Linked DNA regions of Homo sapiens: region 2 is linked to region 1. Evidence: chromatin contacts called from ENCODE Hi-C data. All regions are on one chromosome and are shown on one strand. Each heading gives the region's core, a stretch centred on a gene start or an enhancer-like site at or near the end of the contact. The rest is flanking DNA. Distances are from core to core; before and after follow the strand shown. Region 1 overlaps ITGA9 (integrin subunit alpha 9). Region 2 overlaps CTDSPL (CTD small phosphatase like).

Region 1 (4,057 bases), core at 1,074-3,573:
CTGTAGGAGGCGGTAGAGCAGCAGGAACGGGGTTAGGAGACTGAGCGTTACCCAGGGAAGAGGGTGGCTCCACTGGGGCCATAGTGGTAACATTGTGAGAAGTGGTCAAATTCTGCGTGCATTTTGAAGGGGGATCCTACAGCATTTCCTGAGGGTTTGATTGTCAGTTGTGAGGGAATAAGATATCAAGGGTCACTCCAAGCTTTTCAGCCTGAGTACCTAAAAGGATGGAGTTGTCACTGGTGGTGTTTTCAACGGAAGGTGCAGGTGAGCAGGTTGAAAGGGGGAAGATCTGGAGTTTGTTTTTAGACACACTGGTAGATGTTTAAGTGTGTATGCGTATGTATGAGTCTTCAGTTTGAGTAGTAGTCTGAGTAAGAAGTATCAATTTGGGAGTCGCCAGCAGACAGATGGTATTTAATGCCAGGAGATTTGATGAGATCACCCAGGGTGTGAGGGGAGATAGAGAAGAGAGGGGGACCAAGGGCTGAGCTGTGGACACTCCAACACTAAGAGCATCTTTTCCTCCTACCCCTAAAATGGCTCTGGGGCTCCAGCCATTGTATGTGTTTTTCATGCAGGAAGAAGTGGGACATGCAAAGGGGCTCTTTATAATCTGGTCTGAGGCCCCTGTAAAGAGCCTCCAGTGACTTCTGCTTATAACGCATTGACCATCCATATTTTAAAAGAGGTTGGAAGATGTCTAAGTACCAGCTAGACATCTTATAAATCCTATCACTATAGAGTTTTGCTCTCCAGCAGAACTTTCTGTGATGAAGGAAATGTTCCGTATCAGCACTGTCCAATATGGTGGCCAGTGACCACATATGACTGTGAGCACTTAAAATGTGGCTAGTGCCAATAAGGCATTGACTTTTTACTTTTCTATACTTTTAATTAATATAAATTCAAACTGAAATAACACATGTGGCTAGTGGCTACCATGTTGGACAGTGCAGATATTGAAGTTTGATTTTTAAGAAGGAGAGGGACAGACACTGGACAGACAACTCACAGCTCCTGCCACAGTACAGCATGGAGCCTCCCAAGGCACTAGTCACACAGATCAAGCCACACAGCCAAATGGAAATACAAATAATAGATTGAGGTCACATTGACTGTTTCACGTTGTACTTAGACATGCTGATTAAAACCTGAGTTGCAAGTGTACCATGGAACATAATCTCTCCCTCTAGTGTTTTGGAACAATCACACACAAATGTTTATATCCACATACAGGCCCCATATACAATGGGGGAAACAGAACAGAAGAAGGTTGGATGGTTCACCAAGTTGAGTGGGTCCTTCAAAGGATGTCACCATCTTGGATGTGATGTTTTCTGTTTTCAGTGGCATAGAACTAGATAAAAGGTGGCAGTGCAGAGGATGGAAGTGGTATTGCTCAGTGGGAAAGGGAAGGCATTTTAGGTTTGGGACATATTACAATATTGCCTTTTAGCGTAGAAAAGCCCTCCTTCCTGATGCTCTTGCTAGTGCTGGGTGGAAAGATTCCCTTTCAACTCAACATGTGTGAAGCACATGAACTGAAGCACTCTTCCTGCTTAGCATGGCAGGGGCTGGGCCAGGCCAGGGTGGACCAGGTCTTGCTCTGATCAACCACATGGTCTCAGGCAAGTTGCTTCACCTTTACTGCTGAGCTTCAGTGTCCTCAGCTGAAATGGGGAGCAGAATACTGACTTCTTAGTAGGGGTCTGGTAAACACTGGGCCCCTTTTTCCTTCTGCTCTACCCTGCAAATCTTTTCCTCTTTCTAACTGCCTCTGCATTTGGAAGGGGTCAAGACTCGTTTCATAGTTTTTTGGGGGATTAAAAAATGATTAGAAGCAGATGGTGAGAAGAAAATAGAAAGTATGGAGCAAATAAGAAATGTGGGAAGAGAAGAGGGCAAATGGTAAGGCAGCTCTCGGAGCTGGCACGTTCTTTCTCTCTGGACCAGAGCAAGCCAGAGCCTCTCAGTCATCTTCACGGGCTGGTTGACAAGGACTCCTCACGTTAGCGTGCACACGAAGAACCTGGGACCTTGTTCAATGCAGATCCTGATACAGCAGATCTGAGGTGAATTTCTAGCAAGCTCCCTGGTGACGCTGGTGCTGCTGGTCCATAGACCACAAAGCAAGGAGCTCGAAGACATAGATACCAAAAGTTACAGGGGAAAACGGACAAAGCCACCAGCTGGCAGTTGATGCAGGTATCAGAAGCAAGTGGGCCTCGGAGGGGCCAGATGCCTCTCTCCTCACACTGACCGTGAGAGCGAGTGCTCCTCATCAACAACGTGGGGCCAGGCTTGAGTCAGCAGCACTGACTTTATGTGACCTAGTGCAGCTCGCCAGCCCACGCTGATGTGTGTTAATGGAGGGGGTGCCCCTTATAGGAGGGTGGTGTGGGCTATAATTTCTTCTGCATTCTCTGCCTATTGCTTGAAGGACAGTGTTGTCAGCAGTCAACTGACTGAGCTTGACTTTTCAGCAGTTTTTTTAAACTTCACTGCAGTGTTTTTGGACACAGCTATGTCAGAAATCTATTTCCCCTTCTCAGAGACCAGGAAGCTCTTGAGGTACAAGCTCTTATTAAGCAGAAAATTTTAAAGTGGTTTTCCTTCTCCTTTTCTTGGGTCTGCTTTCTTGGGGCAAACAGAATACGAGAAGCCAGCTTAGAAATTGCATGGGTCCTTCCTGCATTTTGTGAGAAAATGGTGGCCTCCTATATTTCTTCCCTGACAGGTTACTGTGGGCCACCAGCCTCCTTGGTGACTTCTGTTTTGCAGATGGGGAATTTGTTGATTGTAGTGAGTACGCTGTGTGCGGCAGAAAGGATTCTGTCACCTACAGAGAGCTAGGGAAGCGCCCAGGCTGAGGAAACCCACCCCTTCGAAGCAGCCATCCATAGGTAGCCTGGGGGTCTTTTCACAAGACAGCCCTAGCCCCAGTTCATGGGAGTTGGAACAATGGTGGGTCCAATGGTGGATGAATAGTTTATTCACATGCATCCCAGGAGATTTGTGTGAAGAGGGTGACAGAGAGTTGCTTCTTTTAAAAAAAATGTATTAAGGGCTATGTAAATAAAAAGAAGAAATTAAGTTGTAACAGTAACAATAATAGCTATCTTTTATTGAGCATTTACTATATGCTACATGTTTTACATGTACATGAAGTCCTTATAAAGAATACAATTACATATGTTAATATGTGATTATATACAGAAAATTGTATCAGAATTATATCTACATATATAAAAATAAAATAAAATCTCATTTTACCATTGAGGGATCTGAGATTTAGAGCATTTAATTTATTTAAGATCTCACAGCTGGTAAGCAGCCAAGTCTTGGGTTTGAATCCCATCCAGCAACCAACTAGTTCTATGACTTTGAATGCAAAAGATGATGGCTTTTCTCATTATTATTACCTAGTTAGTCTGAGAAAGAGAAAACTCCATTCTGGATGGCCCATTTCTGGGTGGATTGGTGCTAGGTTTCTCCTGGTCTTGGACGAGGTTGCACTTTTCAGCCGCTCCTGTGCACGTGTGTCCGTGCTCTGAGGTGGGAGGAAAGCTCAATGTGGGTCTGTGAGTCCAGGGCAGGCAGGAGTCCTGGGGACTGGAGGTTCTCTGCACTTCTGTTTGATCTTCCCTGCCTGTCTGTGGCCTCTGCAGTTTAAACAATGACTGTCACTTAAACCTCTTCTGAAGAGCTTGAAGTCTGGTCCATGCCTTCAGCCCACCAGCATGTGTTGAGTACCTGTTGGGTACACAGCTCTGTGTCTGGTGGAGGGGAAACAAAGATTAAAAAGACTGGGCCCTGTCCTCCAACAGCTCAGGTTATTTCATGCCTGCATTCGGGGCACTGTCTTACTTGGCCTAGTCCCACACTTGTCCCTCCCACCCCTTGCTTCTCTATTTTCAATTCACTTCTGTTTCTACACACATCAGTGATGTAGTGTCCTATGTACAGGTGTGCCTGGGACAGTCCTGGTTTATGCCTGTTGTCCCAGCATAATCATTAATAGTTCTCTATTTCACTCTCAAGTGTTCCGATTTGG
Region 2 (4,057 bases), core at 671-3,170, 420 kb after region 1:
CCAGGTTAACCATTTGCCTGTCTCCAGGACATCACACAGTAGCTTCCTCCGCCATGTCCTGCTTCTGGACGGTGCCCTGATGCCCATACTCCCTTCTCTTCCTCTGCATGTTCCACTGCTTTGCTGGCCTGGCCATTGCTGGTTGGGTCCATCTCTGTGATGATTGAGGGGCGGGAGAGCCCCACTTGCACAAATGCTGCCAGACTTATCACCAGGCCTTAGAGCATGAACCAGTGGAGTGGGATTCAAAATCCTCGTCCTTATTTTTGCATTTCAAAAAGAGAACAAGGCCTCAGGGAAAATAGAGTCTTCCCCAGTGGGTAATCTTTCAGATGAGTGGTACCAAGATTAATTGTTATCTGTAGCATCAGTGGCTCTTCCAACAGTGCTCTGGGATGCTGAAGGGCCTGAAGTAATAACCAAAGAAATAAACAAGAAGATTGCACCAATAGCAGTGAAGTGAGAGCTGTTTTTTGTTTGGGAAAATTGAGAACACTCTTCCTTGGCATTGTCCCCAGCATTTGCTTAAACATCCTTGTTCGGTTACTCTTCCTGGATGGCTCCCACCTGCCCCACCATCTGTCTCTTCAACCCTTCTCTTGCTGCTACTCCAGCCTTGCTGAGCCGAATCAGCTCCCACGTGCAGCCTTCCACCCTCTTTCCTCGCTGAGGTACATGTCCTGCTGATGGGTGGTCATGCCCCTGTCCTTGGCTCTGGACTCGGCTTCCAGCCAGCAGTAGTGGTGCAGTGGACCTCCTTGCCTGCTGCCCAGGAGCCCGCAGGAACCTCAAGCTGACTGTCGTAGCCTTTCAGTATCTGCTTCATTGTCATTCCTTCCTTCATTCACCCAGCAAATATTTACTTAGTACCTATTGTGTGCCAGGCACAGTACTAAATACTGGGGATATAGCAAAGAAAAAAAGAGACAAAGTCCCTCCCCTTGTGAAGCTTACATTCTTCACATTCATTCTCTAAGGCCTGGAGGCCTCAGACTCAGACACTCTTGAAAGATAGGTGCTACCACAAGTGTTCATGATTATGAGGAAATAGATCATCTTTTTCCATTTAGAGCAAGCTTGTCCAGCCTGTGACCCACAGGGCGCGTGCAGCCCAGGACAGCTTTAGACGTGGCCCAACACAAATTCGTAAACTTTCTTAAAACGTTAGGAGATTTTTTTTAAAGCTCATCAGCTATTGTTAGTGATAGTGTATTTTATGTGTGGCCCAAGACAATTCTTCTTCCAATGTGGCCCAGGGAAGCCGAAAGATGGGATACCCCTGATCTGGACTCAGTTGCCTACAACCCACCCACGTGGCCCCTGGTTAGCCTCACCAGCAGATGACTGTAGTGCCCTGAGCTCTCACCTCCCTTGGCCAGTAGGAAACACAGCTGCTCCTGGACTCTGCCTCCTACAGGATGTCCTTGGAGAGGAGAGGATGTTCCCACGGAATCATAGCTGCTGCTTGCAGCTTTGCAGCCCACGTCCCACAGCTGTGCTGGCACTTGCTCTGCACTCCACTACTGGCCTTCCCAGCGCCACCAGCCACAGGTGCTCTCTGCCTCCCTGGCAGAGTCACTGGGTCCCGCTGATGCCTGGTTGTACCCCTTACTTGGTCTTGGTGCAGGGGCCTGGCCTCGTGTCAGGCTTGGCAACTGCTCCTGTTTCTTCCAGGCCTAGCCACTCAGTATGGCCCACTCTTTTAGGTATCTTCAGTTATGAGGATTTTCTCTCAGAAACCCCTTTATTTCTTTCTCCAAGCCTGCTTTGGGGGAAATTTCCTAGGTCATGAGAGAGGGCCAGGCAGGATGATCCGCAACTGTGAGCTGGGCTCAAACTCCCATCCAGCTCCTGGGCTTCAAGGAAGTGGATGGGCATCTATGGGAGTGGACGGCTGGGCACCATCCTGTCACTCAGGGGCTGGTCTGGCCCAAGTGCCCAGAGGACCTCTAGGGGGCAGTGTCATGCCATTCAAGACACATTGGAGCCAGCTCATTCATTCAGTGGTGAAATTCATGTTTACTGAGCCCCTCTTGTGGTAGATACTCTGGGAGGTGCTAGGGATGTGGTGGTGGGGATGTTTCAGGCCTGGGCCCTGACAAGGAGAGAGGAAATCAAGCAATCCCACATAGTACTCCACTCTGTGAGGGAAACAACCCAGAAAGGAAGATAGATGTGGCTCTAGGTGGATGGGAGAGGAAGTCAAGACCTGAAAAACCAGGAGACAGATGTTCTGCAAAGAGCTGGGGAGAGAATGCATGCAGAGGGAACACTGGTACAAAGGTCCTGACCATACTCAAAGCCAGTGTGGCTCCAGGGGCTCCAGATGGAGCTCATTCAGCTGTGCCATGTGGGACGCAGCAGTGAGGAACGTGGGCCTTACTCCAAGTGCGGTGTGTAGACAGTGGAGAGTTTTCAGCAGAGGAGTGACATGATGGCACATATGTTTTCCAGTGGCCACTCTGACAGCTTCTAGGTGAATGGGCTAGAAAGGAGGCCCCGTGGGAAAGACAGGTTTTTCACGAGGCTCACACAGCCATCCCAGGCCAGAGATTCGAGGCCCAGGCTAAGGGTGGTGGCAATATAAATAGATGCAAATGGAGTCAGGCTATCTTTGGAGATGAAACTGACAATTCCTGATGGTTGGATGTGAGAGAAATGGAAGAATCCAGTGCCATCTTATGTACACGGAGAGGAAAATAACCAGGATCCTAAGACACATCTAATTATTAAATCCATTTTTAAAAAACGTAATCTGGATCTTGCTGCTGTAGTTCAGGGTTTGGGGGGCTCTTTTAAACACCCAGCCTTCATTGTGACACGTCTTTTCCAGTATGCAGACCCTGTGGCTGACCTCCTAGACCGCTGGGGTGTGTTCCGGGCCCGGCTCTTCAGAGAATCATGTGTTTTTCATCGTGGGAACTACGTGAAGGACCTGAGTCGCCTTGGGCGGGAGCTGAGCAAAGTGATCATTGTTGACAATTCCCCTGCCTCATACATCTTCCATCCTGAGAATGCAGTAAGTGGCCCCAAAGAAAGAAAATGTCGTGCTCCATCTGAGCCCTCTGTCTTGCCAGGCAGGTACCACTTTTGAGCACCTACACAAGAAGGTCTCTGGGCCTTTTCCTAATGAAATCCCAGCTCTGCCATTTAGCAGTTGCGTGTCATTGACCAAGTTATTTAACCTCACTGAGCCTCGGTTGCCTCATCTGTCAAATGGGAATTATAGGAATGCTGATCTCATAGGATCATTGGAGGTTGCAGTGTGGCAATATATAAAAAGCACTTAGAATAGTGCTTGAGACTGGTAAATGCTCTATAAGCCTGTATCGTCTTATTGACATTTTTAGTATTGTTATTGACAAGGGTTCTGCTGGCAGTAACCTCCTGGAGCCAGCTACTGCGTAGGACTTCATGACCCCTGTAGACTAAGGAGGCCTGGTTGATCTCTTTAACAGAAGTATTTCTTAAGAATGAATAGGCCAGGTGTGGTGGCTCACACCTGTAATCCCAACCCTTTGGGAGGCCGAGGCAGATCACAAGGTCAGGAGATCGAGACCATCCTGGCCAACATGGTAAAACCCTGTCTCTACTAAATACAAAAAATTAGCCAGGCGTTGGTGGCACGCACCTGTAGTCTCAGCTACTCGGGAGGCTGAGGCAGGGCAATCACTTGAACCCGGGAGGCGGAGGTTGCAGTGAGCTGAGATCCCACCACTTCACTCCAGCCTGGCGACAGATGGAGACTCCGTCTCAAAAAAAAAAAAAAAATGAATAAAACACTTCAATAAGGTCTTCAAATAAGACTGCCAAGCTTTGCTACCTCATCATGATGTCTAAAAAGCACCCATTGGGAACATTTCATTCATAAAGCTCCCTGGACCATGGCAGCTCTCGGTGCCTACTCACTGGGTGCAGCACAACTCTCAGGGCAAGAAGGACTGCCTTCCTGCCTGCTGCCTGACACTTCCAGGGGAAAAGAGGCCAACCAGGGCCTCTGGTGACTGCTGACCCCTCAGTCTCTGCCACATCAGGCCCCTAGACCAGGCATTTTTCC

What was found. A loop is a pair of places that touch in the nucleus more often than their neighbours do. Pooled maps may share reads with other maps.
Region 2: a loop to region 1 is called in a map of heart right ventricle, with 7 times the contacts of the local background. The contact joins two enhancer-like sites. A Hi-C loop is called at or near these places in 2 of 168 maps with a recorded cell type or tissue (K562 and heart right ventricle), 1 of 37 single-sample maps with no recorded cell type and 3 of 50 pooled maps.

What each region holds. Positions count from the first base shown.
Region 1 is chr3:37,554,559-37,558,615 of GRCh38, forward strand. The region is part of intron 15 of ITGA9 (integrin subunit alpha 9); the gene reads left to right. Among named protein-coding and RNA genes, the nearest start is that of ITGA9, 100 kb to the left of the region's middle. Within about 2 kb of position 2,324, at least 4 of the 41 ENCODE cell types and tissues checked have a DNase peak (open chromatin) inside an H3K27ac peak, as active enhancers do.
Region 2 is chr3:37,972,876-37,976,932 of GRCh38, forward strand. It overlaps CTDSPL (CTD small phosphatase like), which reads left to right. Exons shown (of 8, transcript NM_001008392.2): 7 at 2,834-3,019. Among named protein-coding and RNA genes, the nearest start is that of MIR26A1, 5.5 kb to the left of the region's middle. Within about 2 kb of position 1,921, at least 5 of the 41 ENCODE cell types and tissues checked have a DNase peak (open chromatin) inside an H3K27ac peak, as active enhancers do.